Regions from separate parts of the Homo sapiens genome. Here all the other regions are linked to region 1. Evidence: chromatin loops called from intact Hi-C (ENCODE). Cell type or tissue: PC-3. All regions are shown on one strand. Links, peaks and the distances in the headings refer to the core of each region. The heading gives the core; the rest is flanking DNA.

Region 1 (4,433 bases), core at 336-4,335:
GGCAATTATTATTAATTAGTTTGGAGTAAATTCCTGGAAAACTGACCCATCCAGTTTTAAAGGGAATCAGAATTATTCATGCTTAAGAGGTGCATAGCTGATCTCAGCCATATAGAGATAAATCTGGTGAGAACTAGCAACAGGAGCATCCTGGGAAGGAAAACAAGAGTTCTTGCATGCAAGGGGGAAGCCTGGTGCAGGGAGCGGTCTGTGGAAGAATGACACAGCAGTTCTGGGCCTTTGCTTTGCAGATGGGCACGGGCACAGAAGGAGGCACTGGAGCCTCAGGTCTTGCTGCAGCAACTGGCAACCTAAGCAAGCACCCCTAGTTTTCTCTTCCTCCCTCGGTTGGGTGTTCCATCCTGAGGCAGGTTATTTTACCCCGTCCTAGAAAGACAGGACAGAATTTGCCACACTCCTAAAGATGGTTCTGGGTCACGTTATGTTACCAAAAAAAAAAAAAAAAAAGTAAGTAAGTTACGCCCACACAATGATAGCCTTGAAAGGAAAATTAAGAAAAGCTACCGAAGGTTTTAAAGCAGGACTTATGGAAGAGGCAGTGACTTTCAGATTGTATTGATCTCTCTGATATGGAGCTCCATCCTAGCACAAAGGCAAAATATGGGGCCGATCAGTATTCTCTGGGCCAAAGAATACTCAAAATTCTCTGTGTGCTGTAGTAATTCCATGTGAGTATCTCCTATTGACTGCAAGAGTGACTTGAATCCTGGAAAAGCCAGTAACTGCAAGAGCTTTCAGGAACTCTGGAATGTATAAAGTCTTGGGATAAAGATATACAGCAGACCTATCCGGGACTTCTGTAAGACCAAAGGTTCTATTAAGACAGAAACCCAACATATTATCATGGGATGAAACCACTGCATAAAGTCAGGTGAAGCCAAGGAGCTCTGAACTCCCTTGAGGAAGGAAAAGCAAGGGAGAAGCAATTCTGATTCAATTAAAAAACAATGCTGCTAAGGGTCATAGAATGAAATGTTCTTCACTTCCCATTTCCAAGTTCTGTCCAGGGACCCGAGGGACACAGGCAAAGAAATGGTGGCATCGGAATGTACTTTGTGTTGAAATTGTTTGGGATCACATAATTTGTTGGGATCAGTACATGTCTAACTTAGAAAACTTTGATGAGCCCCACTGTATCCATTTCTCATCCTCAAACCAGGAGAATTTCTCCCCATACTTATAAGAACAAAAGGGAAGGGGCCAGGAGAATCACACAGTTATCAAGTGATCAGGGCCTTGTTGTCAGGGAATACAAATAAAGCAAATTTTTTGAAAGACAAAAGGGTAAAGTAGAAATTCATAAAGAGAAGTCTAAGGTGGCAAAAAAAAAAAAAAAAAAAAGAAGAAGATGGGAACCGCTCTCATGAATGATGATGAATTTAGTTTTAAAATGCTGTTTTAAATGCTGACGGGACCTCTAGGCACAACTGACAAGGGAGTATAGGGGAGGAGTCGGGGCTGAGCCGGAGAGGGGCTGTCCATGCGAATGTAACAGGTGAAGCTCTGAGAGTACATAACCCTCCAGTGCAATGATACATTCTCATATGTGTAGCCAAGACCAAATTTCTACCACGATAAATCTCAAAAGGATGCACCTGCAAAGATCTACTTTGTATATAAAATCATATTCATCATTATAAAATCTCATGTATTAACTAAGTGTCTGGTCTCATTAGATGAAGCTGCAAATACAGCCAGGGCAAGGGAAGAGCTGTAGCATCGCAGTACAGGTACCGTTCTACAAAGTGCTTCTTAATCCCCTATGTATGCATGTATCCATGTGCAAGCCTCTAGGCCTTCAGGTAAACACATCTTTGCTCTTAATAATCTGTGAACACAATATGAAATGAAAAATGATCAAAATGATGATGCTTCCTCTCTACATACAGCCCAAATACAGAAATTGCTGGTGCCACCTATTGTTGAAAACACAGAACTGAAGAGCCACACAGTGGAACTCTGCTCTGTTATCTCTCTGAGTATGAAGTTTCAAAATCTACCCACCAGAAGGGCCAGAGAAAGAGGGTTCATCCTACTCTAAAATAAAACAAACATGTCATGGACATTAACAACTCCTACATAATGCTTTGTTGAGTACAGCAAGATTCTAGCAATAGTTAACTGTTTTAATGTAAAAAATCATGAGGCAGTTTTGTATATATGGATGGGGAATGAGCTCCAAAATTAGTTGTTAGGTGTAAAAAACAAGGTTCATAACAGTGCGTATGATATGCTACCACTGAGGAAAAAGGTAATATCCATGTATAAAAGATGTGAGGAAGGATACATGAGGGAACAGCAACATTGGCCATCTCTGAGGAGGAAGCCTGAAGGCATGGGCTGGAATTAGAGAGATTTGCTTTCGCTGAAATCGCTTTCACTTTGTGCAAAAATTTTACCATGCGCACATACTTTCAAAAGATTTTAAGAATAATTGTTTTAAAGATAAATACTAATTTTGAAAACAATAGTTAATATTAAACTATTGTACATAAAGAAAGAATTGCAAGTTGTCTAACTTTGGTTGGTTAGCATGACCAGAGTTCTGGATCTGAGCAAAAGAGCACAACCTACTGGAATAACAGAAAAGTTATAGTGGGTCTTTAAAAGATTGTAAAGGAGGGCTGGAGAAGTGTCTCCTGCACAGTGTTATCCTTAAACGTAAAGTATTCACGGTACATTTAAAAGTGCCCTGAAGCACGGATATTTTCTGGTTCTCTGGATTTATTAAGATGAAGAAAAAAATATTTCCAGTTTTATTAACATTTGCTTTTTAAAGAGCTTTGATATAAAAAGGTTTTTATTACAATATTACTTCTTATTCAAAAGTAAAAGAAAGAGAACTCTAACAACACATGAAGCTCTTTCAGCTATTTTATAACACATATAAAAGCTAAGTGGAAATTTATACTTGAATACACATCACATCAAATGTCACATCTCCTGAAAATTGGTTCCTGAGAATAATTTCTGTAAACTTACTTATTTCTTAATATTATTCTCCCTAGCTTGGAATAACACTGATATTTACACTGAAGGTGGAGCTCTGAAATTTATTCTGAACATTGCCCAATCAAGGTAACACTAGGAAGAAAGTAAATCCCTTAATTTCTGAAGAAACTTTGGAAGAGAAGGAGGAAAGGACAGGAGACAGCAATAAAATAGTTCCTTGGCATTCCTGGGGAAAGGACTTCAAAGAAAGGCCGACGGGCCAAGTGAAATGGTATAGGTCAGGTCAAGTCAGTCCTGTAAGTTCAAGCTCCAAAACAGCCCCTCTGATCTAAACACATATTTTATATTGAAAATTTAATTTTAAAAAGTGAAAACCAGTAAGCGTCATCAGCCTTAAAGGCCCGATAAATCTCCACCAACTAAGAAAGAAACAGAAATAAAGAAAGTGGGGCGAAGGTCAATGAAATACCGAACTGCAGGCCAGAAGCAGGCAGGGGCAACAGAGAACTGGACTTGCGAGGGGTATGAGAACCCAAACTACCATGTGCTAGATGGGAAGGGAGTCTGGCTCACTCCTTCAAGCCAAAGACTGAGGTAGGGCCTCCTCCCTTCTCTGAAAATACCCAGATAGCCACACATTTGTAAAAGAAAGCGATAGAAAATGATGGAGGACCTATTATTTGGGGCCCCAGGGGTATCAGCAGCTGTGGACCTAGAAAAGAAGGAAAGAAGTCTCAGGAAAAGAATTGAGTCAGGTTTTCTGCTTACTCGATGCATCTGTGATACTGCCCAAGTCATCACAGAGCAGGGAAATATAAGCACCATTATAATACCTAATTATGGACTGCGCATGGGGAACCAGGTGAAAGTAACTGTGAAACTACAAAAGCATCCGTCAAAGAGGGAGAATAAAAGAAATAGCATAAAAAGCAAATATCTCTCAAGTTCAAAATGAACCTGCAAACTAAAATTCCAAAACACATAAAAGAATCTAATTCTAAGAAAGCCAAATCCCCCATCCAATTATAAATTCAGCCCACATGAAATTAATTTCATAGAACAGTCATACAAAGACTTTAAAATAAAAATGTTTAGAGCCAGGTGCAGTGGCTCACATCTATAATCTCAGCAACTTGGGAGACTGGAGTGGGATGATCACTTGAGCCCAGGAGTTTGAGGCTGTAGTGAGCTATGATTGTGACACTGCACTCCAGCCTAGGCAAGAGAATGAGACTGTCTGTAAAAAAGTAAAAAATAAAATAAGATAAATATGTTCAGGATAATGAGATGAATAAAGAAGCATCCATTTAAACAATTATAAATTTATGAAAATTAAAAAGCAGAGTAAGAACAGGTAGATATAAAAAACAATTAAGAATCTTAGAAAATAAAAGTACAGTCAACTGAACTAGAAAAACTCAATGAATGAGTTCAAATCTATACGTGACATATTAAAAATG
Region 2 (4,433 bases), core at 105-4,104, 500 kb before region 1:
TTTACTCGATACTCCCAAGGGTGACATGGCTGTCCTCTATAAAGGCACAGAATGTTCAACATGCCCCAAAGAAGGCAGAGTGATGGAAAGGACAGACAGCTAGACTGGGAAGAAACAGATCTGTGTTTAGTTGTGCTGTATTAGAAACATCACCCAATTCTAGGTTTCAGTTTTCTCATGTTCAAACTAAGTGGAGGAATTAAACTAAACAACTTCTAAGATACTTTCCACCTTTGAAATTTTAGACCTCTGGCTTTTGATTAAATTTCCTGAATGCCAACCTCCTCATCCAGAAGGACTATGCTGAAGGCCACATAAGAAAGTGATGACTTATGTTTACTTGAGCCCCTGTAATCCCAGTGGAGAGACTGAGATGCCTACCCATGAAGCTGAAGCACATATTTGGAATACGTAATGCTTTGTATTTCTTTAAAAATTTAATTTAGTTCATTTTTAAAGAGATTTTATTAGTCCATTTTCTGCTGTTTTAACAGAATATCACAGGCTGGGTAATTCATTTTAAAAAAGAAGTTGATTTGGCTCACAGCTCTGGAGGCTAGGAAGTCCAATAGCATGGCCCCAGCATCTGGTGAGGGCCTTCCCATGCATCATCCGTGGCAGAAGGCATTATGTGGTGAGCAAGTGCATGAGGTGGAGAGAAAATGGGGGCCAAACTTACCCTTTGATCAGGACCCCACTTCTGAGATAACTAATCCACTCCTGTAACAGCATTAATCCATTCACCAGGCAGAGCCCTCATGACCTCATCACTTCTCAAAGGCCCCACTCCCCAATACCATTTTATTGGAAATTAAATGTCAGCATGGGTTTTGGAGGGAACATTCAAACCATAGCAGAGAAAAAAGGCACTCCTTAGTCTGTGGTGATTAAAAAGGGTGAAGGGAGCAGGAATAAACTCAGCAATTCAGCACCCTGCGTACACCAATCTGAGAGATATAAAAAATATTTCCTGTTCAGGCAACAAAAACTTAAAAGCCAATAGTTATGGTACGCAAATAACTGATAAGCTAAACTGTATTAACAGTATAAACTGTTTTGTATTCCACTCTATATAACTTTACCAGGTAGGTTCCATTCTGGATTATTACAAATAGGGATTTGACATTTCTTTTATAATTGGACGCCTGGGGTGTACAATAAAAATATTTCAGTCTCTGCACCTCCCCTCTCTGCTTCCTTCTTTTACAATGGCAAATTTCCCTTCTCTTCTACAAGCTGACAAAATACAGCCTGCTTTCTGGCTCGCATGTACCACATGCTGGTCACACACAGCTGTTTACAAAAATGCAGACTTTTGCTGCCTAGAAGAGTATTTTACCCGGTACTCAGCAGTTATAGACAAGTGATTATCTTTAAACTCTGATCTTAAATTTGAGTGATGTAAGATGGTTGATTTATTCTTTATAATTATTCCATAAAAATAATAAATAGATACCTAATCTGAAAGATAGTTACAGATCTTGCTTTATGGAGGTCACTGAATTCTTCAGTGTTCCATGAATAACACTGTTCGGGTCTAAGAGGTCACAGCACAAATAGAAAGTAGTGTTGGATACACATTTCTTAGTCTCTACCAACAGAGATCACCAACATGAGAATTGTTCAGAAGGATAACGATGCCTCAAGTATGTAAGGTATGTCTGTAATACAAATGAAACAGGCATTTGGGGGAGAAAAAACCTTTTGCCTTACTCGAGAGAGGAGCCATTCCAGAGGCTTGCCTGCACGGAAGTCTGTGGCTCTAGCTGCATTTCAATGCAGTGCTTAGTTTATTCACCAGGGGTCATCAAAGGTCTGGATTTTCTTTGTCTACTTGTTGACTCATATGTACTCTCTATATACACTCAAGAACCACTGGATTCTTTAGAATTGTGCATCAGGAGATGTGGCTTGCTTTCCTTCTCCCCACCACTCCAGGCCCACCCCCAGCACTTACTCTTTATAGATTTCTACCAGCACACTGCAGCAAGCAAGTCCATTAGATGCATCACAGAAATGCCTTTTCTAACTAAACTAACTTATTTAAAAAAAAAGAGAGAGAGGAAACATGGTATCTAATTAGGTTTTTAAAAAATAATCATTTTCCAAAGTTAGAAAGTGAAAGGCTTTTCACACTATTGTTTTCTAGATTCATGAACCAAATTGCATGCTTGGAAAACAAATGGGTCACGGTTCACTTCTGTTAGATTTCACTTAGTAACGGGTCACAGAGGGCCAGATCAGGTCACCAGATGAACCAGTTAACACTAGGCTGGGACTTTTTAGTCCCTGTTGAGCAAGTAAATAATGAAAGTTTTCAATGAAGATTTTGTTTCTGGCACGGGTAGGATCTCATGGGTCTTGGTGAACCTGATGTCTGGATTGAATACCACCTTTTGTGCAGCCCGCAGTTCCTATCTCAGTTTTCTGTGAAGCACCCTTAAATACCTTTAGTACATAGCTATTGCAAGTAGTTTGATACTTTCTTACCTCTATCCTCTGAATAAACCAGATTGCATCCTTTGAAAGCTCAAAAGTGAGACATATTTCAGCCACAACGAGGAGTGGATTCAGCTTATAGCTTCTTCCCAGGGGAACATAGCTTCTATTTATGAATCAGTGGTATTGAGAGGTGACAACCTGCTGACAGCCCTCGCAGCCCTCGCTCGCTTTCGGCGCCTCCTCGGCCTTGGCGCCCACTCTGGCCCCGCTCGAGGAGCCCTCCAGCCCGCCGCTGCACTGACGGAGCCCCTTTCTGGGCTGGCCAAGGCCGGAGCCTGCTCCCTCAGCTTGCAGGGAGGTGTGGAGGGAGACGCGCAGGCCGGAACCGGGGCTGCGCGCGGCGCTTGCGGGCCAGCGCGAGTTCCGGGTGGGCGTGGGCTCAGCGGGCCCGCACTCGGAGCAGCCGACCAGCCGGCAATCCCCGGGCAGTGAGGGGCTTAGCACCTGGGCCAGCAGCTGCTGTGCTCAATTTCTCGCCCGGCCTTAGCTGCTTCCCTGCGGGGCAGGGCTCGGGACCTGCAGCCCGCCATGCCTGAGCCTCCCCCCACTCCGTGGGCTCCTGTGCGGCCGGAGTCTCCCCGACGAGCGCCGCCCCCTACTCCACGGCGCCCAGTCCCATCGACCGCCCAAGGGCTGAGGAGCGCGGGCACACGGCGCGGGACTGGCAGGCAGCTCCACCTGCGGCTGAGTGCGGGATCCACTGGGTGAAGCCAGCTGGGCTCCTGAGTCTGGTGGGGACTTGGAGAACCTTTATGTCTAGCTAAAGGATTGTAAATACACCAATCGGCACTCTGTATCTAGCTCAAGGTTTGCAAACACACCAATCGGCACCCCGTGTCTAGCTCAGGGGTTGTGAATGCACCAGTGGACACTGTATCTAGCTACTCTGGTGGGGAGGTGGCAAACTTTGTGTCTAGCTCGGGGATTGTAAATGCACCAGTCAGCACCCTGTCAAAACGGACCAATCAGCTCTCTGTAAAATGGACCAATCAGCAGGATGTGGGGGGGGGTGGGCGGGGCCAGATAAGAGAATAAAAGCAGGCTGCCCGAGCCAGCAGTGGCAATCCCCTCAGGTCTTCCTTCGCTGTGTGGAAGCTTTGTTCTTTCGCTCTTTGCAGGAACTCTTGCTGCTGCTCGCTCTTTGGGTCCACGCTGCCTTTAGGAGCTGTAACACTCACGGCGAAGGTCCGCAGCTTCACTCCTGAGCCAGCGAGACCACGAGCCCACCGGGAGGAAAGAACAACTCCAGACGCGCCGCCTTAAGAGCTGTAACACTCACCGTGAAGGTCCGCAGCTTCACTCCTGAGCCGGCGAGACCACGAACCCACCAGAAGGAAGAAACTCCAAAGACGTTCAAACATCAGAAGGAACAAACTCCGGACACGCCACCTTTAAGAACTGTAACACTCACCGCGAGGGTCCATGGCTTCATTCTTGAAGTCAGTGAGATCAAGAACACACCAATTCTGGACCCAGTATCTCCCCATACCCTAACTCCTTTCCCAAAGTAGGCAGAAAAACAGCCCTGTTGTTCCGGTGGAAGCCTTAGCTCTGTATTCCTTTTAGACTGTATTTCAAAACGCATTATTAGAGCCCCAAAGTCACCTGGTGAAAGAATGTGAGAGCTGGAAGTGGCCTCAAAATCCAGTTGAACCCTCTTATTTCATATGTTTGGAAACTGAGCACTAGAAAAGGTAAGTACTGCTTCAAGTCAATTGCTGACAAAATGGATCTAGTCTATTTCTATTGCATGGTGCCTGTTTCCAAATAAGATGTGGAGAAATCTTAACAATACAAAATACATAAGGTAATACCACAGAAAAAGGCAAACGAGACTATGGAATGAGGAGGGAGTCAACTATGACAGATGGCACAGGTGGTAAATTTAGCTCTGAACATTCTTGAGATAACCCAGGGCACATGGTAGCAGT
Region 3 (4,433 bases), core at 268-4,267, 760 kb before region 1:
GGCATTTTTATTAATAATACAAGATACTATATATCTCAAAATAGAGCAGTGAGTGGTAAAGATAGTAAGTATTGCTATGGTGAAAAAAAGAAAAAGCAAAAGTGGACTCAAAGGAGATAGGGGAACTTGACTATTCCTAAAAATCAGGATTTGAAAAAAAAGTGAAGGACAGCATTCTTAGCAGGGCAAAGAACAGGAGAATGATGTAGCTGTGACCATATGAACAACATTTTCAGTGGTCAGAGTAGAGACAACATATTTGAGTTGGAAAATAAGAGAGAAATACAAGATTGGAAGTACAGAATTTATTCAAACAGCATTCATTAAGTACCTATTTATGCCATGCATAGTACAGAAATGAGCAGTTTGAAAAGAAATTCCAGACTAAGAAATTTTGTCTTTTTACTCTGTAGCAGGAAAATAGAGTTCTAAAGAACTCATGGCAATTTCATATAACATTATTTTAACCAATCTTGGCAACAAATAATTTTAAATAATAGAAAAACAGAGACTCAGGAAGGTATACATATATGCTTAAGGTCATATAGCCAAAATCAAAGCAAAAATCCCACATCTTCCTATTCCTAGCTCCATGCTCCTTGTCTTGCTCTACTGGCTATATCCTTTAGTACTTTTCATTTTCTCAAGCAAATAATAAATTATTAAAAGAAAAAAATGTGATGCAATAAAAGCAATGTTTTAGTCAAATGCATATGGCTAGGTTGTACGGGCTGAATTAAAAGATGAAGAACATGGAAAAAATGAAATCTATTAGTATAGGTTGGCACAAAAGTAATTGTGGCTTTTGCCAATTACTTTTGCACTAACCTAAAGTTACTGTAATAATCTAGGAATTGGTGGTAGCAGTAGGAATGGAAGCCATTGGATAGGAGACTTTGTATAAAAAGATTCAATTAGATGTCTTATTTGAAAATACCAAGAGATTCAAAGATAACTAGGTGATTAGTAAGTAGAGCCACTGATAAAATGTAAATGTCAAGAAATGAGTCTATTTTATTGGAGAAATCATCTACTGTGGTCAAATTATTGCCCGAAGTCAAAGATATTAGATCAAACATTTTATAAGTTTCTATCCCTGAAACAGAATAATCCAGTTTACTACCATCCTTGGATCTTTTATTTACAAATACTTATCATTTTCTGTCTAGACTTAAAGCTTAGACACCACCCTCTATCCAACCCCCGGAGGTATTCATATGCATAAAGCCCAATAAGAGTTTATGCCTACTTCCTGGAAACCTCTAAGAGAAAGCTGATATACCTAAATCTAAAGAATTATATATATATATATATATGTATATACATACATATATATAAGTATATATGTATATACATACATATATGTAAGTATATATGTATATACATACATATATGTAAGTATATATGTATATACATAATATATATGTATATACGTATATAATGTATATATGTATATACATATATAATGTATGTGTATATACATATATAATGTATATATGTATATACAATATATATTATATATACATATATATGTACATACATACATATATATACATATATATACACACACACAAATATATATATGTGTGTGTGTATGTACGTGTGTGTGTGTGTAATTAAGTCTATCACTGAGCCAAGGCTTTCTTTCAAGGCATCAGGGTTTTTTGTCAGTCATAAGTAAAAGACTAATCTCTATATCATACATTAAGGCTTGCAACTGAGAAAGTATTTTAAAACCTACATAAAGATAAATCTATCTTCCCTCTTACATGAAAATTATTTCTCAAGGAAAGGTTATATTCATAACTTCTTCTAAGGTCCTGAAGAATTCCATTCACTTATGATATTAATTTATTAATGAAAATACTGGACTAGTAGCTCTTTATTAATTATAAATCAAGACATCCAACAGAATAACTAGTCTTCAAAAGAGGACAACAAAGAGGGTGAGGACCAAAGAAGAAAGAGCTAAACCCAAGTAAAAGCATATGCAACCTGGAATGGAAAGAACAGAGGACAATGCTGCTCTTTGCAATGGCCAGTAGAGGCTGCCAGTGTACAAGCACACATAGGGCTTCCCCTCCCCGCCTCCCACAGACACAGAGTTGTCAACAAAATAAGAAACATTTCCATGGTATAATATGAAGCCCAGCACTCTAGGCTCATCACAGAGCATCATGCAGCAGCAATCACCAAGTGTCCTTGCAACCATGGCTTCTGGGTATGTGTCATGGGAACAAAAGAAAGCCAGAATATTTTTTGAGTACTTCTGAAAGATGATCGCATTTAACCACTGTCTGACCAAAAGAAACTACCAATCCTATGTGATTACCTTTCCAGAAACGATGCCTCAAGTTTTACAGACATGTGAAAATGGGTATTTTCCATGAAAGATAACTCAATTTAGGGCCTTCAAAATCTTTATTTGAATAGATGTATTACTCGGCTTCTTCAAATACAGTGAATTGTTACAGCTAAAGGACTCAGTTACTGAGTACAGAGACACAATTTGATCTAAAATTTGTAAGTATCATTCTTAAATAACAAATACTAACATACTTAAAAGGAATTTATTGATATTTGGCAGTCAGGTGAGATTCTGTCCATCTGTGCCCCTCACCCAGAGCCAAAAACACAAAGACACTCAAGTACACCAAGTGGCAATCACTTTTTAAAATTCATTTCATGAATCTGCTCTACAATTTTAAGAATTATGTATCTGGCCCTTTTTGAGCTCCACAACACTGCTATTTCTTGTAGAGAGAAACTTTGCTGTCAATCACTGCTCCCTTTTGCCACGCAAATATGTGCTGCAGCTTTCACTTGTCATTCCTATTATATGTAATGTAGGCAGCTTAGCACTAAATCAATTTAAGGAACTGCAGGAGTTAAATACATACATTATTATTTTGATGACAGAAAAGGCAATGAATGTCTTGCAGCTCCATTTGCTTTCTTTGTTAAGAAAGAAAAAGCTAATTATCTGCAGCTGTCAACCATGAAGACCTAGACCTATTTAAGTCAACATTAGCCTTGGACAACTGAAAATATTTCTCAGATTTTTACCCGATTGTTTTCCTTTTGAAAAAAAAAAAAAAAAGAAAAAAGAAAAAAAAGAAGAAAAACCGCATACTTTCATTACAAAATATTAAACATTCTAAAGGGCAATGTAAAAACAAGTTGAAAAATGTAAAACTACATAGTTGTATCCCTTTTCAAAACCAATTCATTTAATATTTTTTAAAACTGCCTGTCAGTTTTTCGTAATACCCACTCTCTAATTAGTGTAGCCAAAATTTAGAAAAATGCAAAGCATCTCCAGATAAATTCATTAAAAAAACATTCAAGTGAAAGCCCAGACTATTGGTTACAATGAAACTATGTTACAGATGATCAAGGGATAAATTCTGTTCATTTATTTAACAAAAAGAGAAAGAAAGAAATACATGTCCAAAGTTGAACTGCTGCAAAAAGACAGAAAATGCATACTGAATTTGTGTTCAATGTAGGAACACAAATACGTTATGCTTCTGTGTTCATATACTATTTCATATACATTATTTTCTTTACCTACCAATCTTCTATTTTCTAGTCTAGTACCATTAGAATCTAGAAATACTTCGTTCTGAATTTTCTTTTTTCAAATTTAAGGATCAACTTGGGTATTTTTCCAGGACACCCAATAAGGATGAAAACAATATTTTCAATAAGTCAAAGATAAAGTCAATATATAAACTACGAAATCTCTCAATACTGGGTTCTAAAAAGTGCAGAAAGGTCATTATTCTTGATTGTGAACATAAATTTGTTTTGCACTTGTTTTTACTGGGTCAATGATAAAATATTATTTTCCTATTATTTTCTTTGGAACAGCTCTTCTCATGGGAATACACTTAAAACTATTTTACAATTTCACATTAAAATACTGTCCAGTTAGCTTTCAAATAATTTTTTAGACACCAATATAAATTCAACCGTACAAAATCAACAATGAAAGAAAAACAGGACATATGACCCAAAATAATTATAGTTTTAAAAATTATAGATCATGTTGCAGTGAGCTGAGATCGCGCCACTGCACTCCAGCCTGGGTGACAGAGCGTGACTCCGTCTCAAAAAAAAAAAAAAAAATTATAGCTCATGTGTAAGTCCCTAAACCAGCCTTAAAAAGGAAGCCTTTTCGAAGTACACCTAACCGACAACTCCAAGATGCTGATTTGCCACAAGCACCCCTGCAATATTCAAGGATCACTATTGTAATCCCAAGTCTCAAATGTGTTAGAGACAAGAAAGAGAAGGTCAAGAACCATTAGTATAAATAGCATAAAAATCAAACACATCTCAGATCCAAAGAATGATATGTAAAAATGAAGAGCCAGTCAGGTTTAAGTATAGACACAGACATAGCCTATGTGGTAAGTTAAAACAACAAT
Region 4 (4,433 bases), core at 231-4,230, 350 kb before region 1:
AAGTCTTCCCAAAGGAAAAGCCCAGGACCAGATAGATTCACAGCAAAATTCTACCAAATGTACAGAAAACTAATTCCAATCCTCTGGAAACTATTCCAAAAAATTGAAGAGGGAATTCTCCCACAGTCATTCCATGAGGCCAGCATCACCCTGATACCCAAACCAGACAAAGTCACAACAACAATAACAAACAACAAAAATAAAACTGCAGGCCAATATCCCTGATAAACAGAGACAAAAAATCCTCAATAAAATACCAGCAAACCAAACCCAACAGGACAAGTGCGATTTATACGAGGGAAGCAAGGATGATTCAACATATGCAAATCAATAAATGGGATATATAACATCAAGAGAATGGGCGCAAAAAACCATATGATCATCAGTTAAATAGAAGGAATAAATTCAATGTCTGGTAACAGAATAAGGTGACTATAGTTAAATAAAAAACATATTGTGCTTGGTTGTGGGACATCCTAAATACCTTAACTTGATCACTATGCATTCTATACATGTAACAAAATTTCACATCATATGCCCCATAAATTTGCACAAAAATAAAATAAAGATAAAAAATAAAGAAAATAAAGTCAAAGAAAAAGTCAAAGTTACTTATGCAAATTACTGAAAGGCCTAGAAAGATCATACATGTATAAAAGTACCTAGAATTCTAGCAATGCTATATCTGAAATAATACATTATGGGTGAAAAGAGGAAGCCTTCCCAATACTCCATAGAGACTAAAAAAAACTGGCATTCCTTATTTGGTAAAGGTGATTTGACTACTGCTCAAAAATAATTGTTCCTCATATTTTCTGCTGCTGATTCATACACTAGATTGAATACTCTCCAAAGAGACCACACATCCCTTCTTTCTGTGATATTATGAAATATATATTTGGTCTTCCTCCCCATTCCTGGCATACAACTTCTGAAATCCTTGGAATCTTCAAAGTGATAGTGTCTTTTTGTATGCTAATTAGTTGACTGATGGCTGGCAGCCTCTGGCTGCCTGAAAGAATGAGACTGAGACTGGCAACTGGAGAGACCAAGGCAGGATTAGAGGGGTCAACTTTCAGCCTCAACCCCCAAACTCTGAGGGAAGAGGGGCCAAAGAGTAAACTGATTACCGATGGCCAATGATGTAATCAATCACGCCTATGTAATGAAGTCTCCATAAAAATCCAAAAGGACTGGGTTCAGAGAGCTTCTGGATAGCTGAACACATGGAGGTTCCTGGAGGGCGGTAGGCCTGGAGAGGGCATGGAGGTTCTGTGTCCCTTCCCGTATGCCTTGACCTATACATCTTTTCATTGGTATCCTTTATAATGTCCTTTATAATAAACTAGTAAATGTGTTTCCCTGAGTTCTGTGAACTGCTCCAGCAAATTAATAGAACCGGAGGAGGGGGCTGTGGAAATCCTGATTTGTAGTCAGTTTGTCAGATGTACAGGCAAAATCACCCAGGTCTTGCAACTGGCATCAGAAGTGGGGGGCAGTCCTGTGGAACTGTGTCCTCAACCTGTGGAATCTGACACTCTCTCCAAGTAGAGAGTGTCAGGATAGGTTGCAATTAGAGGACACCCAGCTGGTGTCTACTGCACAATTGACTGCATGCTTAGTGGGCTGGGGGAAAACCCCCACACAGTTGGTCACAGAAACGTTTTGTGTTGATTATTGTTGAGTGAGAGAACAGAAAAAACACTTTGTTTTTTTTCCTTATATTTACACTTTCTTTTCAGTCTTTTCTGGCTCAGCCATGGGCTCATAGGAAGCCCTTCATAAGCCTCTCCACTGTGGTCAATCCACAGGCCTCCTTCAGCTCTATTACCTGAACGACAAAGCGCACTGTTTGTGGCCTTCTTCAGAATGAAGAGAGGCAGCTGACATTCTCTTGTAAAAGATGAGCAAACACAAACTCAGAGGATTTATTCTTGGAATTGTAAAATTTCTGCATTTCAAAAAGAGACTCCCATCAATATTTTTGTTTTCTCTGGTCTAACAGACATACTATGAAACTCATTGAATTAACATTTCCAAAGACGCTGAGTTCCTCTCATGGGAAGCCACTGTCATAAAGTACCACTGGCTCATTCAACATGCCATAGTAAAACACCACTTCCCGTAATAAGTTAGATCAACATTAGGTGATGTAGTGTGCTGCTTAAATCACTGAAATAATGTGTCATTCAGATAATATTTCAAAATAAAAATGGAACCTTGTTAGATTGAGAGAACTTGCATTTATTTTATTTTATGATGGTAAGGATCAAAGAACTTGACGCTAACTGGGTAGATGTGGTGGACCTTTCCTGACTTCTGACAGTGACTCAGCCCATTTTTTTTAGCATGTGAAAGCTAAGTAAATGATGAATCAATGCCCGCAAGCAGGAAAAGATGCCAGTTTCCCACTAAAAATCGCAGAGTGTGATAAACCTATTTCCGTTAAGAAAACTGCCGGAGTTTTTACTGGGGGATTTCCCAGGCAAACAGAGGCAAAGATATACAAACCAAAAGCGGAAGGTAAGCACATTTCCTCTTAGTGTTTTTATGCTGGACACTAACGCAAACCTGGTGAATAAGTCAGGGCTGTTTCAAGTCATCTTCCTTTCCAAACCTGATTGGAAGAGAGAACCTGCCATACTCACACTTGCCCACTCCAGCTGGGAAGGCAAGGGATGGGGCACACGTCCAGTAGGGGAGAATATAGCAGCAAGGCAAAACCACAAAGTGCAAATGTCCATTTCATTCTCCCATCATATAAAGTACCTCCTTCCTCTCCATTTCCCCTTCCATGATTATTTACATTATCAACCCCTATGATCATTTAACAACATCCTCTGACTTCCAAACTGAATCACTCAGCTATGCCAAAGCTGCCTGTCTTTATTTTAGTATCCACAGCTATGAAAGGCCTGTTTCATGCCATGTAACTTACTAGGCACTTTATCTACTTAGTTTATTTAATCCTAATTCCCCATAAGGTGCAATCTAAATCTCAAAAAAGCTAAGAAACACCACATCATCTATGTGGTATTCCCACCAAAAATATTTACAATGAATCTGTTTAGGATAAAACAATTACACAAATCCAAACCATGGAACCCTGGAACACTGTGTAAAATAAATGTCCCGAGTTCTTCAAAACTGTCAATGTTCTGAAAGACAATAATAATAACAATAAAAAGCTGGAGAACTTCATTAGAGTCAAGAAGATGAAAAAGAAATAAAAATTAAATGCACTGTGAGATCCCTATTAGATCCCTGAATCACAAAAAGGAAAACAAACAAAAATCTCCAGCTATAGAAAACATTATTCACAAAATTTGGGAAATCTGAATAGCAAGTAACCATTAGAGAATAGTATTATATCAATGTTAAATTTCCTGAGTATGATTATTATATTGGGTTTATGTAGGAGAATGTCCTTCTTAGGAGATCCCTACTGAAGTAATTAGCAGTAAAGCTCAGTGATATCTGCAACCATCTGTCAAATGGTTCTGCAACAATAGGCAGGAAAACAAAGAATCACCAAAGTCAGAGAGAGAGAGAGAGAGAGAGAAAGAGAGAGAGAAAGAAAGAGAAGGAAGGGAGGGAGGGGAGGGAGGGGAAGGAAAGAAAGGCAAAATATTGACAATGGGTGAATATGAGTGCCAGGTACATGCATGGGTATTCATTGTACTATTCTTGCCATTCTTTATATGTTACAAACTTTCAAGAGGAGGAATAAAAAATACAAAATGTTAAAAAAAGACAAACACACAAACCTCAAGCAGCAGGAGCAGCTAAGGAACTTGCCCACAGCCAAACAGTTAGCAACCGTCAGAACTGAGATGCAAATTTCAGGCATTTGGGGTGTGATATTGTTGTCTTTGACTCTGATAATAATTAAAATCTTTTTCTACATGTATTCTTTTAAAGGCTGCGTACAAAAAGGAGACTCAATGATCGTTTTTGTCTTATATTCTTGTTAAGAGTTGTTATGACTATAGATAAGGAGGTGCAGTGAAGGGAGGTTCCGATTGATCATTCCTGAGCTTCACGACATTGTGGATGGAGTAAGATTCTCAGCCAGGCAGAATGAAATGTGATGATGAAAAGTCCGTGGCTAATATCATTTAGAACCAAACAGAAAACTATATAAAATGCATTTTTTTAAAAAAATCTTAATTTATAGGAATATATCAGACAAGTGGAAGAAAAGATTTTCTGTCTGCAACGTCTGTGAACTTAATGGATGGTTATCATTTGCGCTGCTTTGCTGACAGATCTTGTGGGAGGAGGCTAATGATTTGTTTACACTTTACCTTGTGCATAGAACTGTTTTTAAAAAGTCCAGCATCTTCTGATTCATATTGCTAATTGCCAATCAGACATATCCACATGGATCTTTTATAATCACCTAAAGTTCAAACTCCTAAAGTCAGTTTATT
Region 5 (4,433 bases), core at 199-4,198, 54 kb before region 1:
TAGCAAGCATGATATAAATATTTTTGGAATGAATGATAAATGAATAAATGAGTGAATTAATATTAAATGAGGATGTGTCATCTGAAATGAATCATAGTACAAAAGGGCTTTGCCTGTCCTCTCCACAGGTTAGGGTGAGGAAAGTCTATAAGAAGGCAAAAATCATTAAATCATTAGGAAATAAACTCAAGCTATGCAATACCAATCACTGTTAGAAAGACTGCAAGCTCCTTGCAAGCAAGGGTTGTCTTAATCAGGGGCCATACTCACAAATGCTCTCCAAGGCCAGGCAGATGGAAATACTGCAGGCTCCATTTAAAGATCAGGCTATCATGTAGGGAAGCAGGCCAGATGGTTGGTTGCTCTTTCGATTTTCCGAGAAAAGCCAAATTCTGAATTTTTTTGTAAAATCCTCTCCTTTCTAAATGTTGGCTCTGTATTTATTTATTTTTTTAACACTATGTGGACTTAAGAAAGCACAGCTGTGGGCCACATTCCACCCGTGGAGTTGGAACCTCGCCTCTAAATCTTTCTACGTATCAATAACTCATTGCTTATTTTTACCTTATCTTTAAATCTGGCAAAGGGTGAGAGGTGGTGGTGTCATACTAATATCACCAAAGAAATTAGCCAAAACAGGAATACAAGTGGGAAAAACAAGCAGACCTTTTAAGTGGCTACATTTCAGTAAAAGCTCCTATTATATTAAGGCTTTAATGCCTTCGAGCTCAGCAATTATGCTCAAGCTTCAGGTGGCAAATATGTTTTCTCCTTTTTCTTTCACCCTTATTCTCATCCTCTAATTTGTCCCTAACTCTTCCTATTTATTAACCGTGCCACGTGTGTCTTCTTATCATCTTGTAAATAGCTTCAAATTCTTGGAACAATGTGGGGCATAAGTAAATTTCAACAAAGTATTTCAGATGTTCACATTCTAATTAAAGGCAAGTGTATTACTATATATATAATATGTATATGTGTGTGTATAGATACACACACACACACACACACACACACACACACACACACACATATATATGTTTGTTTTTGAAACAAGGTCTTGATCTGTCACCTAGAGTGCAGTGGCACAAACACAGCTCACTGCAGCCTCAACCTCCTGGGATCAAAAGATCCTCCCACCACAGCCTCCGGAGTAGCTGGAACTACAGGCATGTGCCACCATGCCCAGTAAGATTTTTCTGAAGCAATATACATGTTATTGAAAAGTTCTGTATCTAAAATTTAACACTGGAAAATACTGGAAAATCTTTTCTTCAAATGATTTATGTTCTTGGGCCTTTAGCTAAAGAAGACATGAATCCTAGTCCGAGTACCCAGTTAAAACACACACACACACACACACGCACGCACGCACACACGCATTTCTATATAGAAAAATAACCGAAACACTCCCATTTGTTTAAAAAAAACTTAATTTCCACATTTCTATCTCAGTTTTTACTCTCATGTTTCAATATATTTAGACCTCTTTAGGAAAGTCTAGTTAAGTAGGTCAGACTGTAAAAACCTTTTGCAGCAGAGACCTCACTCTAGGAGAAAAAGCAATTAAAATAATAGTTTGCCCCCAAAGAATAAAGGTAACTATAAGAATGCAAAAGATAAAGCAATAACATGAATTTCTTCATATTACAATAAGCTGCATTTAAGTCCTTGTTATCAGCAAAGTAAACAGGTTTCATGTATTATACCTACTTAAAACATAACCTGTGAACTTCAGCTAAAAAATATTGCTTGGACATGCCAAGGAAAATATACAAACAGATACTTTCCAATTCACCGATTTTTTAAAAAAGTTCCAGGAATCCAGTGACGAATGTGGTATACAAAAAAATATATAAATTCTTTCAACTTAGAATAATTAAGTCATAAAATACATAGGGTACAAATACCACATTCCGTTCTAAAATGATATCTTAGGATCATCAAAAGAAAAAGAGGATTTGGATTATGCAAAAAATGATTCCTATATATATAATCAATTATCTAACTGACATTTTTACAAATCTACCACAACTTCGCCTTTTATTGCATATGCTAAACAAGCAGATGCTAAGTCTGTAAACTGTGAATTAACCTCCTTTTTAATTAATTGTTCCTTTGGAAATACTGGCTTTTAAATCCCGTGCTGCAGTTGCTTCATCTTGGAGATGTGTGCCAATCTCATATTCAGGTTCGCGGGCTATATTCCAGGAGGCAGTACACGTTGATTCCACTTTTAATTATTTAATGATTCATCTGCATTTTATTTATACATTGGCATCTGACCTGGTTTAATTTTAGTTTATTCCAACAACACGCCTGCAAGAATCTAGATCTGACCGTCTTCACAGCAAATATGACTGACGACGCTGGAAGTAGTGACACAGCTCAGAAATAGGTCAAGGGTGCAAAGGGAAGGGATCAGAGTGTACTTAATTGACAGGGGCAGGCCCTCCTCAAGCACATGGTTTTCTGAGCTCAGCACTCCTTCCTTCTTTTAAAGAGCAGGCATTTTAAGCAGGGAGTTTCCTCAATAGTTATTTCCAGGACTTTCTGAATGGTCTCTCTACATCCAAAATTCTCCCTTGCTAACTGGACCTGAGAATTCCTCCATTAGAACCTCATACTCTCAGCCCCAAGCCTCTTTATTAAAAGCAAATGCACTGAAGGTAATATCAAAATCTGTTGATAATGTTATTTTGTCAGAATGAAGGATTTGACAGCAGTTTTCTGAAAGGACAAAGAAGGGAGACTGAGAGCTTTAGGGAGTTGGGCACTGGGTGAATGGAGGCAGAGAAAGAGGTCTGAAAAGAAATGTCTCCTTCTCCACAGTTCTGGAACTTATCCCATGCTAGGCCTTCTCCTAGTCATGAATACATAATAAAAAGCTGGACCTCCAGCTACTGAACACAAATAACTTTAACTTTTATATATCCTTTGAGACACACACATAAACACACACGAGGTTCTTAACCGTGGTGGCTCACAGACCCTGAAAATCAGAAACTGCCATTCGTTACTCTCCTGGCAATGCTGGAATGATCTATCCTTCTGGGACTAAACTTCTGATTCTACCCAAGTCCCCACTGTACTGGATAAGAAATAAATTTTCAAAGTCCAAGTACTTTCCCCCATACATAACCACCATAACGCTGGGAGAAGGCCCAGAGGAAGTGAAGCAATGTAACAAACAGGGATTGAATACTCCTTTTACATCAATTCATGCACTGTATTAGGCATATTACATGTCTTTTTTTGGTTCGGTAACCCCATAAAAGAAGTATCATCATCCTCATTTGACAGATGAAAAAACTGAGGCTAGAGGTTCCACAATTTGGTCCAAGTCTCCCAGATAGGAGATGACATAGCCAGAATTGAAATCCAGGGCTTCTCCTTTTTCTGAGCTAATGAAAATATCTTTATGTTGATGAGTCCTGATTGAGCTCCAACCCTGCACACAGAGAACTGCAAGTGTGCCAAATGACACATGAAAATCTCTTCTGTTCACAGAACAAAACCATGCAGTGAAAGGCAGGCTCTAGCCCCCTCCTCATTCCTGGATTCTATCAGAAAATAACCCAGAATCAAGATCTGGTGGCACTTTCGGCGGACTTGTCAGGAAGAGAAAAAAACTCATTTCTCCCTCTCTTACAAAAGTAACACACATACAATGTAAAAAATTGGGAAAATAATTTTAAAGTCAAAGAAGAAATAACAACGATTTGTAATGTAACTGCCCAGAGATAATCATAGTGTTTTAGGCTATTTCTCTCTAGTCTGTCCTCTCCACCTATACATGTTTGGAAACATTCAGCTTATATTTTATAGGCAATTTTGCATGAAGTTCTGTTCATCTAGTTGTACTTTAAAATTATTTTAACACTTCTTGAAAACTATTTGTAGACTTAATTTTAATATTTTACCATTCAGCATTAAGTCTACTTAACTATTTCTTTACTATTGCACTTTTAGGGTAGGAGGAATTTTTTTCACTATTAAAAAAAAACACTGCAAAGAACATCTCTATGCACATTTCTTTCATCATATTTCTTTTTCTCCTTTTTTATCTTGAGACACAGTTTTGCTCTTGTCACCCAGGCTACAGTGTAATGGTGCCATCTCAGCTCACTACAACCTCCGCCTCCCGGGTTCAAATGATTCTCCTGACTCAACCTCCTGAGTAGCTGGGATAAAAGACACCTGCGACCACGCCCAGCTCATTTTTGTATTTTTAGTAGACATGGGGTTTCACCACATTGGCCAGGCTGGTCTCAAACTCCTGACCTCAGGTGATCCGCCCGCCTTGGCCTCCCAAAGTGTTGGGATTACAGGCGTAAGCCACCATGCCCGGCCTCTTTTACCGTATTTCAAATGGTTTTTTCAGGACCAATTTGTAGAAATGCAGTTATTGGGTTATGTGTCAGAGCAACATC
Region 6 (4,433 bases), core at 257-4,256, 150 kb before region 1:
AGAAGTGAGAAACAAAAGTGTACATACAGCATTATTCCATTTATGTAAAATTCCTTTAAAGGCAAATCTAATCTAAAGGAATAGAAAGCAGAGAAGTGGCTCCTTAGGCCCAGAGCCAACAGAAGGATTGACTGCAAAGGAACACCTCACGAAGAAAAAATTAGTACTTTGTGAGGTGATGGAAATGTTCCATATATTGACTGTGGTGGTGGTTTCACAAGGGTACACATTGGTCAAATTTCATGGAACTTTATATTTAAAATGTAAAATATTTACACTCTATTTAATGTAAATTATAGCCCAACAAGTTGATTAAACAATACATTTTAAATCTGTAGAGTGTAGGAAGACTTGATTAATGAGTTCCATCTACTATCCCATAAGAACTATAATCTCCATGTGAAAAAAATATTAAATTTTAAATGATTATAAATTTACCACGGAGTAACATAATTGCAAAAGAAAAAGAATGCCATCTTAGGTTGTCTTACTAAAACTATGTTTCTCAGAGGAAGGGAAACTGTGATCCTATTATACTATGCATTCATCAACGCATACCTGTAGTGTTATCTCCTATGACCGATTCCTATGCTCCCATACCTAAAGTTTTGTTCTGAGTACCACATTAATTTTTCTTTCTTACAAAAGGAAAATGTACTATAATTAGTATATTCTAATGAACTGTAAATTGTAAACTATATTTAAAATACAAATAAGTAGATAAAAAAGAACATTGACCATTATCTCTCCACCTCAAAATAGCCACCAACCATATGTTGGATATTTATCTGTAGTACACATCCTCCAGTCTTTCTTTAAAAATGTGAATTTAAATATGTACTAAAAAATGAATGTTTCTGTGATGCCACTTCATAGCCTGTCTTATTTTTCCTAAAAATATAATGTGACTTTCTTTTCATAATGTTAAATTTTTTGGCTGGGCACAGGGGCTCACACCTGCAATCTCAGCATTTTGGGAGGTCAAGGCGAGGGAATGGCTTGAACCCAGGAGTTTGAGACGAGCTTGGGCAACATGGCAAAACCCTGTCTCTATCAAGAAAATATAAAAATTAGCCATGCATGGAAGCACATGCCTGTAGTCCTAGCTACTTGGGAGGTTGAGGTGGGAGGATGGCTTGAGCCAGGGAGGTGGAGGTTGCCGTGAGCTGAGCTCAAGCCTCTGCACTCCAGCCTGGGTGAGAGACCAAGACCTTGTCTAAAAAAACAATAACAACGATGATGTCCAATTTTCTTCTTATTTGTCATTGATATCTGCTGAGTATTCCACAGTCTAAAGCAATCCCCTATTATTGAACATTTATGATTTTTCCATGTTTTTAAAAAAATTGTCAGCAACTTTGAAATTAATAACCTTATAGCTTAATTTCTAGGCAGACAAAAATTTATAAAGATAAATTCCTAGAAGTGTAATTGTTAATACAGAAAGTATGCACATTCTTAAGGCTTTCAATTGGCACTGACAAATTGAGACCCACATTTAAAAGAGATGCTGAGAAACTGGCATCTGTCCAAAGGATGGCAACCAAAACATCCATGCAGCATGTCTTAGAGACAGGAGAGGGACTGGGCATAGTTGGCCTGGAGAAAATAAAACTTAGAAAGGAAAGATACTTCTCCTCAAAAAAAGGAAAGAGATTTTGTTTTTCTGTCTGCTTCTTTGTTTCTCATTTAAAGCTGATTCAACAACAGAACAGGAAACCCTGGGTTGGCCGTTAAGCTATTGCATCTCAGCTTAAGAAAATATCCTTCTATGCTGTTCTTTGAGACACTGGAAATCTACAATATTTCTCCTTTGCCAGGGTAGTCCCTGTCGGCCTCTACCAACAGGGGGCGCGGGGGGGTAAGTGAAGGAAAGAGAAAGGGCGGGCTGGTCCTGTTCTCTTGTCAGCGTCCCTCCACTAAAGGTTCTTCATCTTGGCAGCAGCAGTGGATTCCAGTTTGTCATTTTGCCAACACTCCCAGAACCAGCCTCCTTAGCAGTCTCTTCCTCAGAAATCTGGTTCCCAGCTCCATACCTTCCTCTGAGCTTCTAAGTTTTAATAATTCCAATCTCTTTCCTTTGTTCCTATCTCAAGAGGGAATAGCTATTTTATGCAGTCACTTTCTTCCCTTTTTTACTTTCCCAGTTTTCTGATACCTAGTTCACAATTCTTTATAGTGAGCTCTCTGTTAAAATGACTGGTGTGATTCCAGTCTCTTCATTGGACCCTGAATGATATGGTCCCCCATTGCTGGAGCTAAGTAAATTGAGAATGAATTATCTCTGGCCTAAGAATTTGTAAAAGAAATTTCTGGACCGAAAGTAAGTTACACCAGACCAGTGGTCTTAAAATCATTTTTTTCAATATAATCCTTTTTGCAAATATAATATTATGTCAAACCCAATATGTATCAAAGCAGTGGTGCTTTGGCTAAAATGGAGGTATGGAGTATCCTGCCCCTACCTGCCTGGCCCCATTCCACCAGATGCTTCTGCAAAGTCCTGCTCCTGACCCATTCTTCTGGGAAACCCCTGGGTTCAGCAGGGGTTTGTCTGACAATTTCTGATCTACACAACTCAAGTGCACTTCCAAATCTTCTGATTCTGTAACAATATAATTCTTCTTGCATGGCCTCAAGGCTCTCTGGAGATCTATGTGGCCCAGTAACAGCTCAAGCAAAACACAGGAACCACCACAGGCTGCCTGGTATTTACCTAGCTGTCCCATCTACAGATCGGGCCGCAAAAGGAAGCCAAGAGATCTTTGCCAGCCAGGCAGGGTAAAGCGGTGGAGAAACCATTATGATTGTGGTGCTGCCATTCCTGCTGTTAGGTTAAGGACAGGTCAGCATTTTTCACTATAATCCCCCTTCTTTCAGAGGTTTCTAACATGGCTATAAAACTCTGCCCTAGCTTAAAGTTTGGCATGAAAGTTTTGGCTCCAGGCTGTCCTTTCTTTCAGTGAAACTACTATGAATGTGTTTAGCTACTTTAGAACTCAGAGAGGGCATTGGATCATCAGAATAAGAGAAGTCTGTGCTTTGAAATGCCTCCCCTCTGTCCCCCGCCCCACCCCACAACATCAGAAAAATGATTAAGCTACCTTTTCTTAAAAACAAATGTTTTCCAGGTCTTTGGCTGAAAATACAGCCTTCCTTCTTTAGGAAACTGCTAAATAGAACCAAACTCTTCCAAGGTAAAACAGCTTAATGCAAACAAGATATTTCATACTAAAGGAGGGTTTCCTGCACTCACATTCTACTGTGGTTTGGTTTCAGCTTGTATCATCATTACCTTCTCTGATTCCCTGAAATAGGGTCCCATTGCTTTTGGAGTAAATTCCAAACATTTAAATTTTGCACAGATGACATTTATGCCTTGCACATACTCAACAATAGTCAACATGGGTGGTAAGTGAAAGGTATTAGAATTATTCCCTCTTTGCAAATTAAAAGATTGAAGCCCAAAGAGTCTCACAGGCTTAAGATCCTAGTCAAAGGCAAACTAGGAAAAAGACTGTCTTGTACTTCCTCTGAGAGGTATGCTGCCTCCTTAAACTGCAGGATTTGCAAGCCATAGCGAAGAAAGCAAAAAGGGAGCCCACCACCTGAAAGCCTCTACAAGTCTGGGGCAGTTCATCCCACTGATAAGATTCTCACCTGCATGTCCAGCAATGTTCCTGTCATCAGCGGAGGTCAGAGCAGTTTCAAAGTCCGCATTCTGTTCCTCTGCCTTTGGGATGCCGTTAAAGTCACAACCAGAGGAATGCCTTTATCCCCAAGCATGTCCCCAGTGCTGGGAAGAGCATGGCTATGGAGCCAGAGAAACCTAGCTTAAAATTCTACTTTTAAATCCACTCAAAATAAGGAAAGGCCTTCTTTTCTACCTTTGAAAGATGGATGTGAAAAAAAAAAAAAAAGAAAAAAGAAAACCTACCTGAAACAGGTTGCTGTAATCATTCAAAGCACCCAACACCCAACATGTAAGAGAAATTCAATGAATCAGAGCTACTGATAAGTAAACATCAACACTGCTCTCTCAAAATTTAAAAAAAAGGGAAGAAAATAGAAGAAATAAGAAAAAGGTAGTTATTTAACAGACACTTGTTGAAAAAAGAAAGGATACTCTGAATACTCTCCTCCTTAAGGGTGGAAAATATGCACAATGATTTAAGAAGGTGACATACAGGATCCATTTGGAAAATGCTATTGTAAAAGTGTTTGTGCAGGAATCTGCCTGCTTGTCAAATTCAATGACTAACTATATTGGAACCCCCCTGGCTTTATGACTGGGTTGAAAACCGTGTGCTGTGGTTCCTATACTATCCTTTCTTCCAATTCTAAGACACCTGACATATTAGTTTTCCCATTTATTTTTCCAGCATTCTTGCATTCGTAAGCATTTCCTGAGCACCCACCATGTCTCAGGTATT
Region 7 (4,433 bases), core at 158-4,157, 180 kb before region 1:
CACAGTGCTGAGAAAAACAGTAAAGACCCTGAATGGTACAGTATGGATCCAAAGAGAGGGTTGGCAGGCATGAGAGGTGGGTTAGATCTAGCAGGATATAACACTTTGGGGCCCAAATAAACAACCCTATAAGGAGGGGCTGAGAGATACATGACTTAAGCAGCAGCACACAGAAATGCTCTGTGTTCATCAACAGAAAACTGAACATGGGTCAAAGGTGGGGCCAGCAATCAATGAAGCTAATACGATAAGTTGTACTTAATGTGCATGTGATTTTTAGAATTAGGTAGGTAATAAATCTTTTCTACTCTGTGCCATACTTGAAGTATTATCTTCACTTCTAGCGTTGCATTTTTTGAGGGAAGTACATTCACTGGAATATATTTAGAGTTCCTCTACCAGGATAATGCAGGAACTCTAAATTGTATTATATGAAGAATGGCTGAATGAACTAGGCATGTTTACTTGGCAAGTATGGGTTGAGAGACATGGCAATTCTTCTTCAAATAAATGAAAACTGAAGAGAGGCAATACTTCATCTAGGTATTGCCAGAGGACACAATTAGGGATGAAAGCTGTAAAGGATATTTTACCTCAATGTGAAAACAGTTTAAGCCCTGGCAGATGCTCAAAGTCTCAACAAACACTAATGGGAAAGTTGTCGGAGTGTAGACTTCAAAATGGGTTGCTGAGTTGGTGATATTGTTTGGCTCTATGTCCCCACCAAAATATCACCTGGAACTGTAATCCCCATGAGTTGAGGGAGAAACCTGCTGGAAGGTGACTGGATCATGGGGGCTGTTTCCCCCATGCTGTTCTTGTGTTAGTGAGTGAGTTCTCATGAGAGCTGATGGTTTCACAAGGGGCTCTTCCCCCTTCGCTCTGTCTCTCGCCTGCCACCAGCTAAGACGTGACTACTTTCCCTTCTGTCATGATTGTAAGTTTCCTGAGGCCACCCCAGTCATGCAGAACGTGAGTCAATTAAACCTCTTTCCTTTATAAATTACCCAGTCTCAGGTAGTATCTTGATAGTAGTGTGAAAACGGACTAATACAATTGGGTAATCTTTTAAGGTCCTTTTAAATCTTAAGAATCTTTATTTTTATATTACTTTTTTAGACCCATATTCTAATTCTGTTCATTTCACTAATTTCAAAAACCTGTTACTGCTCTGAATTACAAACAAACTTAAATCCACACCTTGTGACCTACCCTTTCTGGTTCACTTACTTTGCATTTTAGCTTCACAAATAATAAAGTACCTATTATGCTGGGAGCTAGAGATGCATAAGTGACTTACACATGGTTCCTGACCTGAAGAAGCTCACAATCTAGGGAAAGAAAAAACTGTAATATAACGATGTCAGTATGAAAAGAGGTGGGAGTCGGCTCAGTGTGCTACCCCATGCCAGCACAGAAAAGGGAACCCTAGTTGATTCAGGAATGTTCTGGGAAAGACATGAACCTGGGTGTTATGGCTCCAAAGCCAACATTCCTGACCTCTCTGTCTGCTTTTTCGGTTACATAGGAAAATAATTGCAATTAGTGTAGGCAAGGCCAGTAAACTTTTGTGAGATGAACTCTGTTGGGACAGCAGAAATCTACTTCACCAGCTGGTAGGCCTAAGGAGGTCTTTGTTCTCTGGTTCTTACTTTTCCAACAATCTCTGGGTAAGAAGTGTGGGCAAGACTCAGGGCTTAGGCAGTGGGGAAAGGGGCCTCACTGTGTTCTCCAATTGAACCCATGATTGGAGAGCCCTAAATAAAACTGGCATTTTGCCCCCATTTACTGCAGTTCTGTGTGTTCACACTGAATTTATCCGACCCCTGAAGAAGAGTGAGGGGTAATGACCTTTTAGAAAATTTTATTATGTAGGGCTGGCTATAGTTAAACATAATGCAACATTTAAATGAAACCAAGGAAAGTAAATGGTATTTTTAAATTCAGAATGATATGTGTGAGGATCAAGAAAACATGTTTAGCAGAAGATGGAAGGGCAAAAAGCTGTTAGATGGTTCACACACTGTAAGGGATCCTGCTGGAAACTTATTACCCTGTGGATCTTTTTAAACAGTCCACCTTAAATGCTGATATTATATGGGGCTATCATATAGCCATGCCATGGCTCAGTATGTGCATAATATAAGCCATTCTCATAAATAGAAAAAAAAAGTAGCTAGCACGGTCAGAAACAGCTGGCTTAACCACATTATGGTATTCAACTGTGTGCTTATTTTTAAATTGCGTCAAATTGCTCTGAAGCCAATGACCTAATGAAGACAGAAGCATCTCTTCAAAGAGAGCACAAAAGCATCTTTTAAGACCATGATCAATAGGTGGCAGCATCTCTTCCAGCACTGAAGTCCTCTCTGTGGGGCTCAGATGAAGCAAATTTTCTCAGTAATTTCACCCCTCTCAAGGGCTGTCTTTCCAGCCACCCATCAGGTGACTAGGCCTAGCCTATGCACCTGTTAGGATTCCTGCACAAATATCTGACCAACAACTTAGTTACTTCCAACATTTGAGCGCTTTTCTAGAAACAGGCAATGTAGACCTCCTAACAACCATCTCTGGAATGCCAGTGACCCTACTGCATGCTTTCACTTTGAAATAGTCACCAACACGTGGCAGGACAGGAAATTATTTGGGGATCCAACCAAGTCAGCAGACCTCAATCTGGACTGAACACCATGGACATACAGAGAGGGCTAAGAACAAATGGTGAGGTTCTAACCAAATAGCAGTTCAGACACACACCAATGATGTCTGAGCAAACTATCACACAAACACACAATGCAAGAAAGAAAACACACATCTAATAACAACAACAGCTGCACCTGGATAGGAACTACTCCAGAAGTCTAGGATACAGAGAGATTTCCAGAGCTTCAGCCAGTGTACTGCTTGTCAAAATACTCAAATACAACCATACTGGTTGGTAAATAACCTCTGCCTTGATACCTAAGATCCCCCTGCTACTGGCCTGGCCATCTGGACTACTTCTGCAGGGCCCCTTCCTCACCTCCCTACAACGTGATTGTTAAAGGATAAAAGCCTAGCATGAAATGGGCCATCAAGGACCTTGCTCCATTAGTTGATGCCCATTCCAATTGGTCAGTGCCAATGCCAGGCTGGCTGTTAAAGGCTGCAACTACTGCCAATGCCCACAGCCCACAGATGCCGGCAGGAGTGTCGTGTACTGAGCTATTCGTAGTCTGATTCTTTCCTTCATTCTCTTTCATACATATATCCCCACCTCCAACACACTTGCGCACACATAGGAATAAGCTTCCTGCATAAGAATCTTCGGAGGAATGACCATCAGAGTGAACAGGCAACCTACAGAATGGGAGAACATTTTTGCAATCTACCCATCTGACAAAGGACTAATATCCAGAATCTACAAAGAACTCAAACAAATTTACAAGAAAAAAACAAACAACCCCATCAAAAAGTGGGCAAAGGATATGAACAGACACTTCTCGAAAGAAGACATTTATGCAGCCAACAGACACATGAAAAAATGCTCATCATCACTGGCCATCAGAGAAATGCAAATCAAAACCACAATGAGATACCATCTCACACCAGTTAGAATGGTGATCATTAAAAAGTCAGAAAACAACAGGTGCTGGAGAGGATGTGGAGAAATAGGAACACTTTTACACTGTTGGTGGGACTGTAAACTAGTTCAACCCATGTGGAAGACAGTGTGGCAATTCCTCAGGGATCTAGAACTAGAAATACCATTTGACCCAGCCATCCCATTACTGGGTATATAACCAAAGGTTTATAAATCATGCCGCTATAAAGACACATGCACACGTATGTTTATTGCGGCCTATTCACCATAGCAAAGACTTGGAACCAACCCAAATATCCAGCAATGATAGACTGGATTAAGAAAATGTGGCACATATACCCCATGGAATACTATGCAGCCACAGAAAAGGGTGAGTTCATGTCCTTTGCAGGGACATGGATGAAGCTGGAAACCATTATTCTCAGTAAACTATCGCAAGGACAGAAAACCAAACACCGCATGTTCTCACTCACAGGTGGGAATTGAACAATGAGAACACTTGTACACAGGGCGGGGAACATCACACACCAGGGCCTGTTGGTGGGTGGGGGTCTGGGGGAGGGATAGCGTTAGGTGAAATACCTAATGTACATGACAATTTGATGGGTGCAGCAAGCCAACATGGCACATGTATACCCATGTATCAAACCTGCAGCTTGTGCACATGTACTCTAGAACTTAAAGTATAATAATAAAAATAAAAGTAATTTTAAAAAAATCTTCCGAGGAATGTTTGAAGAATGTGGAGTATATATCTCTGTACAGAACACGCTATGTCATGTTAGGGGCCTTTATTGTTTTTATACCTTTCCTGTGGGATTCTGATCTTTCAGTACTAACTTTTTAAAGC

What was found. A loop is a pair of places that touch in the nucleus more often than their neighbours do. Peaks named below come from ENCODE experiments on the same cell type or tissue, not always from the same donor. Only the 100,000 strongest peaks of a DNase experiment are listed, where the experiment ranks them.
Region 2: it touches region 1 in a loop (15-fold over the local background); 53 of 110 quality-filtered maps call a loop at or near these places.
Region 3: it touches region 1 in a loop (6-fold over the local background); 11 of 110 quality-filtered maps call a loop at or near these places.
Region 4: it touches region 1 in a loop (5-fold over the local background); 2 of 110 quality-filtered maps call a loop at or near these places.
Region 5: a loop joins it to region 1, with 2.3 times the contacts of the local background. A loop is called at or near these places in 3 of 110 quality-filtered maps.
Region 6: it touches region 1 in a loop (2.9-fold over the local background); 33 of 110 quality-filtered maps call a loop at or near these places.
Region 7: a loop joins it to region 1, with 4 times the contacts of the local background. A loop is called at or near these places in 2 of 110 quality-filtered maps.

The regions. Positions count from the first base shown.
Region 1 is chr9:4,226,857-4,231,289 of GRCh38, forward strand. All of the region lies in intron 2 of GLIS3 (GLIS family zinc finger 3), which reads right to left. Among named protein-coding and RNA genes, the nearest start is that of GLIS3-AS2, 70 kb to the right of the region's middle. In PC-3, for the core only: CTCF peaks have their summits at 1,932 (motif pointing left) and 2,145; no DNase peak of the experiment used is centred there; H3K27ac peaks cover 643 bases.
Region 2 is chr9:3,731,005-3,735,437 of GRCh38, forward strand. No RefSeq gene overlaps it. Among named protein-coding and RNA genes, the nearest start is that of RFX3-DT, 65 kb to the left of the region's middle. In PC-3, for the core only: a CTCF peak has its summit at 1,791; a DNase peak (open chromatin) is centred at 1,817; H3K27ac peaks cover 2,866 bases.
Region 3 is chr9:3,465,732-3,470,164 of GRCh38, forward strand. All of the region lies in intron 1 of RFX3 (regulatory factor X3), which reads right to left. Among named protein-coding and RNA genes, the nearest start is that of RFX3, 58 kb to the right of the region's middle. In PC-3, for the core only: a CTCF peak has its summit at 2,043 (motif pointing right); a DNase peak (open chromatin) is centred at 2,070.
Region 4 is chr9:3,873,096-3,877,528 of GRCh38, forward strand. The region is part of intron 8 of GLIS3 (GLIS family zinc finger 3); the gene reads right to left. Among named protein-coding and RNA genes, the nearest start is that of GLIS3-AS1, 23 kb to the right of the region's middle. In PC-3, for the core only: no CTCF peak of the experiment used is centred there; a DNase peak (open chromatin) is centred at 2,476; H3K4me3 peaks cover 497 bases; H3K27ac peaks cover 4,000 bases.
Region 5 is chr9:4,172,571-4,177,003 of GRCh38, forward strand. The region is part of intron 2 of GLIS3 (GLIS family zinc finger 3); the gene reads right to left. Among named protein-coding and RNA genes, the nearest start is that of GLIS3-AS2, 120 kb to the right of the region's middle. RefSeq lists an enhancer at 2,197-2,757. In PC-3, for the core only: no CTCF peak of the experiment used is centred there; no DNase peak of the experiment used is centred there; H3K4me3 peaks cover 669 bases; H3K27ac peaks cover 1,358 bases.
Region 6 is chr9:4,075,840-4,080,272 of GRCh38, forward strand. All of the region lies in intron 4 of GLIS3 (GLIS family zinc finger 3), which reads right to left. Among named protein-coding and RNA genes, the nearest start is that of GLIS3-AS1, 180 kb to the left of the region's middle. In PC-3, for the core only: a CTCF peak has its summit at 1,831 (motif pointing right); a DNase peak (open chromatin) is centred at 1,912; H3K27ac peaks cover 1,420 bases.
Region 7 is chr9:4,046,324-4,050,756 of GRCh38, forward strand. The region is part of intron 4 of GLIS3 (GLIS family zinc finger 3); the gene reads right to left. Among named protein-coding and RNA genes, the nearest start is that of GLIS3-AS1, 150 kb to the left of the region's middle. In PC-3, for the core only: a CTCF peak has its summit at 2,344 (motif pointing right); no DNase peak of the experiment used is centred there.